Linked DNA regions of Homo sapiens: regions 2 and 3 are each linked to region 1. The links are chromatin contacts, found by Hi-C or POLR2A ChIA-PET in ENCODE. All regions are on one chromosome and are shown on one strand. Each heading gives the region's core, a stretch centred on a gene start or an enhancer-like site at or near the end of the contact. The rest is flanking DNA. Distances are from core to core; before and after follow the strand shown. Region 1 holds the start of ZNF578 (zinc finger protein 578). Region 2 holds the start of ZNF880 (zinc finger protein 880). Region 3 holds the start of ZNF701 (zinc finger protein 701).

Region 1 (2,738 bases), core at 214-2,713:
ACTGAGTAGAAAGCACGGGGCTTGAGACAGGTAAGTGAGCCTGTTACAAATATCTTCCCTTCACTGAGACAGGAAAAAACCAAACTGTTTTCATTGCTCTCGTGCTCAACACAGGATACTTTACTTCTGGTCAAGAAAATGTGTGGTTTCCCTACACTGACCAGTTCCTTGCAGACTTCCACCTGGGAATCCTAAAATTTAACTCAATTCTTACACTATCTACAAGGAGATAGTGTCAGATCCCATGGGTGAAAAGCTCAGTCCCACAAGACTACCCTTCACCTTAGAAGCTGTACACAAGTAGTAGTTTTCACCTCTACTTCTGACTGACCAGATAAACACCACGGTTCCCAAATCCTCTCCTGCATTCAACTAATTTTCTAGAACTGCTATTCCATCTGTCTATCTGCAACCTTTGTAATATCCTTTAAAACAAATGAGTAAACCCAACTAAAACGTTTCTGAGTTCTGTGAGCTACTCTGGCAAATTAATAAATACTGAAGACTGGGTCATGGGAATCCTCAATTTATATCCAGTAGCTTAGAAGTTCAGGTTCCAATCTGGGACTTGTAACCGACATCTGAAGTGGAGAAGTCTTGTGGACTGAGCCTTTAATCTGTGGGATCCGATGCTTACACCAGGTACAGCTGTCAGAAGTGAGGTAAATTATGGGACACCGAGTTGATGTCTGATAGAGAACTGCTTGTTAGTGGGGAGAAATCCCCACACATTCGGTGACCACAAGTGAAGTATTCTGGGTTCAGTGTTTACTACCGTGTTGAGTTTCAGAGGAGGAAAGAATAAATCAATCGTTTTTCCTCTGGAAGAGCACATTTTCCAGCGGGTGCAATTTGGAACGGAAAAACACTGAGTGTCAAAAGCCAGGCCCCGTCACCTCCCTCAATGCGGGGTAAGGAATGTGGGTTGTGAAGGGGAAACCTGGGGAACACAAGGGCCCAGCCCAAGGAGGACAAGGTTGGGGGTGGATTAGGAGAGGGGTGGGGTTTCCAAAATCCCAGGGCCGGGCAGAGGACACGGCGCTGATGCATCGAGACTGCGGGACCGAGCTCCAAGAGGCCAGAAGGGCGAGGCTTGGAGGACCCACTGGGCGTGAATACACCTCATGGGTGAGGGCTTTTACATGACGCGGGACCGAAGGAGTGGTCAGTAAAGGGTTTTAAGCAGGTAAACGGGACGAAAAGCGTCTACGTGGCCCGAAGGCAGAGAGCTCAGGGAAAGGACCAGCAGCCTCCAAGCGATTTTAACCTCCGAATTTCTTGGCGACGTATTAATATACCTAGGATGGAGGGAACGGCGGGAGGATTTTAAGATCCGTAAGAACCCCTCCGCCAACACCAGGTACAGAAGCGCTGGAAGCGGATCTAATCTAGACAAAGGGAAACTCACCCGCTGCTCCAAGACCGGCTCCCCACGCGATCGGCTTCCGGGTCTTCAGGAAACTGCGCTTGCGAGTTCACGCCCCATGATTCACTTCCGGGTTTCCAGGAAACCGCGCGCAGCTGAGGCCAGGGATGGGCGAGACCCGAGAGAAGAGAGGGTGGGGCGGTGAGGGGCGGGGTCTGCGCTGCCTTCGGCCTGTCTCTGGGCGCGTCTGTTCTCCAGGTTTTTGAGGAAAGACCCTATCGGTGACCAGCAGCCAAGCAGTCTGGGACCTGGGATCTCTATGAGAGGGTCAAAGTAGGGGACAGTGATTGGACCTAAGATAGTTCCTGCAATTAAAGTTAATTTTAGTATTTTAATTTAAAAGCCCTGGAATTGTCTGGGAGAGGAAGCGAACTAGAATATGAAATGCAAAGCCCTGCCTGGGCGGAACATGCAATTTGATGCTGTCGTCCCACAGAACAGAGTAGAAATCCTCTCCTTTTCTATTCCCCCTACACTCTGGAGGGTGAGGATCAACCCTGTGCTCAGCTCCTGACAATTTCCCAGGGACAACGCCTTGGGCATGGAGGGTTAACGCCAGGGATAAGTTAGGTCACCAAATGTTGCTTTTAAAAAGGAAAGCTAAAACTTTTAGATGATAGATATAAATGACTCTTAAACTTTTAAACAATAGATATAAATAGCTCTCCCTTATACCTGTTACTCTATTCCAAACTTCAGATGAATTAACCTCAAACGTCTCTGCGATAAACTTTATTGACATCATAATGTCAATAATTTCGATACGTAGAGTGAATTTCAAATTTACACGCACTCTGAATGTAAATAGAAAAGACGATTTTTGGCTGGGTGTGTTGGCTCATGTTTCTAATCCTAGCACTTTGGGAGGCTGAGATGGGAGGATCACTTGAGGCTAAATGTTCAAGACTAGCCTGGGCAACAGAGTGAGTCCCAGTCTCTCTTATAAAACACACAGGGCCAGGCACGTTGGCTCACGCCTGTAATCCCAGCACTTTGCGAGGCCGAGGCGGGCGGATCACCTGAGGTTGGGAGTTGGAGACCAGCCTGACCAACATGGAGAAATCCTGTGTCTTCTAAAAATACAAAATTAGCCGGGCGTGGTGGCGCATGCCTGTAATCCCAGTTACTCGGGAGGCTGAGGCAGGAGAATTGCTTGAACCCAGGAGTTGGAAGGTGCGGTGAGCAGAGATCGGGCCATTGCCATCCAGCCTGGGCAACAAGAGTGAAATTCCGTCTCCAAAAAAACAAAACAAAAAAAAGAAAACACACACACGCACAAAACAAAAACAAACTTTTTTTTTTAAGTTGCTGA
Region 2 (2,723 bases), core at 102-2,601, 84 kb after region 1:
CGGGATTAAAATCAAGAAACTGTCGCACATGTATCCCCATAACAGGTTACTATCCTTACAGCCATAGACTCACTATCATAACAGTGTAGAACAATTTTAAGGTCATGAAAATATATAAGATGTAATTTCAACTGTTAAAAGATATAAGACGTATATAAACTGATGATGCGCCTTTGATAAAAACAATAGACTTGCTCATCTGTGCACTCATCCACACACATCACATGTACACACTTATTCATATACATATATACATTCACACACATATACTCTAGTAAACATATATGTGACAACTGAAAGAGTTGTCTGTCAATAACCTCTTTTTTAGATATTTGTCTTTGTTCGTTTTTTAATGTGTCCAGGTTGCAGTGCAGTGGCTTATTCATGGCACACTACAGCCTTGAATTCCTGGCCTCAAATGACACCCTCTCCGAGTAACTCGAATGACAAGCGTGCACCACTGTGCCTGGCTGTCGTTGTTTTTGCAAATGTGCATTTCAGCATGTTTGCAACAATAAAAATGTATAAACTGTGCTCAATTCAGTTTATAAACATTATTTCAAACTATTTCAAAAAGTCAGACCATGTAAAAACATAGAAACGAGAATTCCAATCTCTATTAAATACCCGTACTGAAACATATGTTTCAAAAATTGAGATGGGGGTCTCACTATGTTGTCCAGAGTGGTCTCAAACTCCTGTGCTCAAGGAATTCTCCAGCCTGGGCCTCCGGAGAAGATGGAATTCCAGCCCCGGCCCATAAATATTAGGTTGGTGCAAAAGTGATCGCGGTTTGCCATTACTTTTGCACTAACCTAATTTTGTCCACTAAATATTTATTTAGGTGTTAGCAAAAGCCCAATGGAGGCTGAAACATCACAATCAGCAGTAAACATCAGATCGATTTCCTCTCATTTAAGGCACAGAAAAGGGGGCAGGCCTGTGAAAAGAGGGCGAGGCTTGGGGGACCGGAAAGACGTGGATCCATCTCGCGGGTGAGAACTTTACGCAGCGCGGGCCGTGTCTAGGGGTCACTGAAGGATTTGAAGCAGGCAAACTCCGCGACAGGAGCTGTCTACATGGCCCTGTGGTGAAAGACCGGGGACAGGACCAGCCTCCGAGCGATTTTAACACTCAGGGAAGCGACCGCCAGACTCTCATTAGAACGTCTGAGTTTAGTCGGGGTGGAGGGAGCGATGCGGGGATTTCAAGGTCTGTGTGACCCCTGAGATGCCGGGTACAGAAGCGCGAGGGGACTCAGCATCCCAGATTTAATCTAAACAAAGGGAAACTCACACGCCGCAGCATGACCGTCACTCCACGTAATCTGCTTCCGGGTCTCCAGGAAACTGCGCGCGCAGCTGAGAGGCGAGGCGAGGCCAGGCCCGGGTGGGATTGGGCGGAGCCTGCGCTTCCCTCCGCCTCGCTCCCAGCTCGTCTCGTTTTGGAGGCTAGACCTGCCGTGGAGACTGGAAGAACTCAGCTATCTGGAAATAGATTGTGTCCCGGCAGAGGGAAAGTTTGTTGATGATTAGATCCAGGAAAATTCCTGCTATTAAAATTAATTTTAAATCGGCTGTAGGGGCGCTCGCATGTGGTCCTAGCTACCCGGATGCTGAGGTGGGAGGATCGCTTGAGCCCATGAGGTGGAGGCTGCAGTGAGCCGAGGTCGTGCGCTGCACTCCCGCCTGGGCATGAGAGAGAAACCTTGCGCCTAATAAATACATAATCATAAATAACAAATTGGAAATAAATAATTAAAATAAATAAATATAAATGAATAATAAACACTAGTTTCCGGAATTTTAAAGTCCTTGAATTGTTTATGAAGGGGATGCAAATTAAAATATGAAATGCAAAACCCTGCCAGGGCGGAATGTGCAATTTCCTTTTTTTTTTTTTTTTTTTTTTGGAGACAGAGTTTCGTTCTTTTGCCCAGGCTGGAGTGAAGTGGCGCGATCTCGGCTCACTGCAACCTCCGCCGCCTGGGTTCAAGCGATTCTCCTGCCTCAGTCTCCCGAGTAGCTGGGATTACAGGCGCCCACCACCACACCGGGCTACTTTTTTGTACTTTTAATAGAGACAGGGTTTCTCCATGTTGGCCAGGCTGGTCTTGAACTCCTGACCTCGTGATCCGCCTGCCTTGGCCTCCCAAAATGTTGGGATTACAGGCGTGAGCCACCGCACCCGGCCAAGTTTTTTTTTTTTTTTCATATTTATATTAATCCTAGTGTATACCTGCCATTGTCTTATGGACATACTCAGGTCACAACTTTTTTTTTTTTTTTTTTTTTTTTTTTGAGATGGTCTCCCTCTGTCTTTCAGGCTGAAGTGCAGACAGCTCACTGACTGCAGCCTCGACCTCCTGGCATCAAGTGATCCTCCCATCTCAGCCTCCCAAGTAGCTGGGACTACAGGCACACGCCACAATGCCCAGTCCCATGTCACAAAATTTTGTCTCCAAACAGCACTCATTTATTTGTCCCCTAAAGTTTTCACCAGAGCAAAACAGGGAAGAAATGTATTAAACATAGAATTTGGAGGCAATGTAGGAAAAAAATGTAAAAATATATATACATACAAAAAATATAAAAATATACATGCTAGGTGTGAATTGTAACTAAGTTTCCAGTATGGGTAGTGGGTATCCCCGCCCCAGCCCTACCCTTTAGCAATCATGACACCCCAAGCCAGTCACCTATCCCAGTTCTCTGAAGCCACTT
Region 3 (2,935 bases), core at 420-2,919, 120 kb before region 1:
GCTACTAGGGAGGCTGAGGCAGGAGACTCGCTTGAACTCGGGAGGTGGAGGTTGCAGTGAGCCGAGATCGCACCATTGCACTCCAGCACGGGCAACAAGAGCGAAACTCCGTCTCAAAAAAAAAACCAAAAAGGGTTGCGGTGACCCAAGATCACACCATTGCACTCCAGCCTGGGCAACAAGAGCGAAAGTGCATCTCAAAACAAACAAGCAAACAAACAAACAAAAAGCAGGGAAAGAGGGTCAGCTGTAGAACTAAGACATAAGCAAACTTTTTCAATCAAGAATGCTTGGGTGGCCAGGTGCGGTGGCTCACGCCTGTAATTCCAACACTTTGGGAGGTCGAGGCGGGTGGATCACCTGAGGTCAGGAGTTCGAGACCAGCCTGGCCAACATGGTGAAACCCCGTCTCTACTAAAAATACAAAAATTACCTGGGCTCCATCCTCACGTCTTATTTAATCTCTTGTTGCTCCTTCTCCCCAATTCTTCGATCGTCCTCAATCTCCATATATTTCCGCCTCTTATCCCATCTCTGCATCTCTGCCGCTCTCCCTGTTAAATTCTCTCTTCTCTGTTTTACCCCCCGTCCCCACTCTCTAGCACCCCAGATCCCCAGGCGTCCTCCCTGCTGTGGTTCTCCCTCTGTTCTCCTTGCCACCAGCACCACTCTGCTCTGTCTGCCCTGGCTCCAAATTCCTCCTCTCTCTCTCTCTCTCTCTCACTCTGATGAGCCTCCCTCTTTGCTGCCCCTCTCTACCTTGCTGTCTGTCCTTCATCTCTCTGTACATCTAGCTTTTCTCTACATTTCTCCAGTTGCTTTTCTCCTCCTGCTTTCTTATCTTTTTTTTTTCACTTTTGCTGTCTCTTGGCAAATCCCTCACCCATCCTCTACTTTGCCATCTGTTATGGGTCTTTCTCATTCTTCTTTTCTCTGTCTCAGGTTTTCTACTACTCTCTGTCTCCTGATCTCTTTAGCCCACACAATCACAGGAGGGTTTGAAGTAAGACGCCTGCATCCCAGAGAGGCTCATTTTTCAGGGGTTGGAGCTAGGCAGGCAAGAACACACCGTGTCACAGGACTGGCCCCTGGCACCTCCCCAACGCTGGCTCAAGGAAAGTGGTGACTGCTAAGGGGAGACTTGGGGTGCAGCAAGGCCCAGCATGAGGCGGGAGGTGGGGTGCGACGACGCCTTCGGTGGGGTCCACAAGATCCCAGCACCAGGCAGAGAACTCGGCCTCCCTGAGACTGGGATCGCGACGTTTGCGCTTCAGGCGCCTAAAGGTTGAGACTGGGAGGCGCCCAGGCGGAAATACACATCTCGGGTGAGGACTTTGAAAAGCGCGGGGAGGGAGGAGTTAAAAAACGGTTTTGAGCACAGAAACTACGCGATAGGAAGTGTATACAGCGCCCTGTAGCAGAAAGACTGGAGACGGGAACAGCCTCAGGGCGACTTTAAACACAAAAGGAAGCGACTTCCGGATTCCCAGGGGAACGTCTGCATTTGCTCTGGTTGAAGGAAGATGGGCGAGAATTTACAGGTCTGTGGTGACCCCACGTCCCAGGTACGGAAGTGCCGGGGATATGGGGAGTGCAGACTTAATACAACACAGAGCAAAACTCACCGCCGCGGTGCGACCTTCACTCCACGGGATCCGCTTCCTGGTCTGCGCGGATGTGTGCGCACAGGACTAAAGCCAGGCCTGGGTGGAGCCAACGAGAAGGTGGGCGGGGCCTGATCGAGGTAGAGGCGGGGCCCCAGGCGGAGAGACCTTGCCCTTTAGAACCGGCAGAGGGCGGGGCCGGGGCGGGACCTGTGCGTCTCTCAGCCTCGCTCCCAGCGACTCTATTTTTCGGGCTTTGGAGGCGAGAGCGGTCAGGAAGGCTGAAGCACGATTCGAAAGCCCTGGAATTGTCTGGAACGGGGATGCAAACAAGAATGTAAAATGCAAAGCCCTGCCTGGGCGGAACGTACAATTTCATGCTGACGGCCCACAGAACAGAACAGAAATCCTCTCCCTTTCTATTCTCCATTCACTCAGGAGGGAGAGTCCACCCTGTGCTCAGCTTCAGAGACTTCCCTAGGGCCTCCGCCTGGGATGCGCGACGGAGTGTTCAGGCCAGGGAGGAGTGAAGTCACCACCTACTGCTTAAACATAGCAGGAATGCGGCCAGGTGGGCGGGAGCCTGAGGGCCAGAGGCGGGAGGATCACTGAGCCTGGGGGTCCAGGCCAGCCTGGGCGACAAAGTAACACACCCTCCCGCAGGGCTCCCCTCATCGTCTCTTTTAATTTTTAAAATAAAATTTTGATTGTGTGAGATAGGGATACAACATTATTCTTTTCCATGTGGATATCCAGTTAATTGTCCCAGCACATTTGTGGAAGAGATCTATTACTTTCTTTTTTTTCTTTTCTTTTTTTTTTTAAGACGGAGTATTTCTCTGTCGCTCAGGCTGGAGTGCAGTGGTGACATCTCGGCTCACTGCAGCCTCTGCCTCCTGGGTTGAAGCGATTCTCCTGCCTCAGCCTCCGGAATAGCTGGCATTACAGGCACAGGCCACCATGCCCGGCTAATTTTTGTATTTTGGGTAGAGACGGGGTTTCACCATGTTGGCCAGGCTGGTCTCGAACTCCTGACTTCAAGTGATCCGCCTGCCTCGGCCTCCTGAAATGCTGGGATTACAGGCGTGAACCACTGTGCCTGGCCCAAGAAATACTCTTCACTTCGCTCTTAAATGTTGAGAAAATACAATTGAAAACTAAAAAAATCTTCCCCTAAATGAGAAATCATCTTCACGACGATAACAGAGAAAGAAATAAAAACTATTTTATTAATAAATAGGCCTTAGACCAGCATGTGATGGGAAATAGAGGACAGTTGAGAGGTTGAAAAGAGAGAAAGAAACTTCACTGTTCTATACAACCCAAATACA

Evidence for each region. A loop is a pair of places that touch in the nucleus more often than their neighbours do. ChIA-PET counts read pairs that join two places held with the same protein, here RNA polymerase II (POLR2A). Pooled maps may share reads with other maps.
Region 2: a pooled map shows a loop between it and region 1 (6-fold over the local background). The contact joins the promoter of ZNF880 here to the promoter of ZNF578 in region 1. A Hi-C loop is called at or near these places in 6 of 50 pooled maps. POLR2A ChIA-PET finds 5 or more read pairs at or near these places in 2 of 52 experiments (SK-N-SH and WTC11).
Region 3: a loop to region 1 is called in a map of naive thymus-derived CD4-positive, alpha-beta T cell, with 12 times the contacts of the local background. The contact joins the promoter of ZNF701 here to the promoter of ZNF578 in region 1. A Hi-C loop is called at or near these places in 1 of 168 maps with a recorded cell type or tissue (naive thymus-derived CD4-positive, alpha-beta T cell) and 6 of 50 pooled maps. POLR2A ChIA-PET finds 5 or more read pairs at or near these places in 1 of 52 experiments (naive thymus-derived CD8-positive, alpha-beta T cell).

The regions. Positions count from the first base shown.
Region 1 is chr19:52,452,278-52,455,015 of GRCh38, reverse strand. It overlaps ZNF578 (zinc finger protein 578), which reads right to left and starts at 1,463. Exons shown (of 6, transcript NM_001099694.2): 1 at 1,409-1,463. It also overlaps the pseudogene LOC441862. RefSeq lists an enhancer at 822-2,021.
Region 2 is chr19:52,368,551-52,371,273 of GRCh38, reverse strand. It overlaps ZNF880 (zinc finger protein 880), which reads right to left and starts at 1,351. Exons shown (of 4, transcript NM_001145434.2): 1 at 1,297-1,351. The coding sequence starts at 1,308. RefSeq lists enhancers at 910-1,049, 1,250-1,359, 1,370-1,669.
Region 3 is chr19:52,569,021-52,571,955 of GRCh38, reverse strand. It overlaps ZNF701 (zinc finger protein 701), which reads right to left and starts at 1,669. Exons shown (of 4, transcript NM_018260.3): 1 at 1,626-1,669. RefSeq lists enhancers at 632-1,240, 1,401-1,650, 2,460-2,935.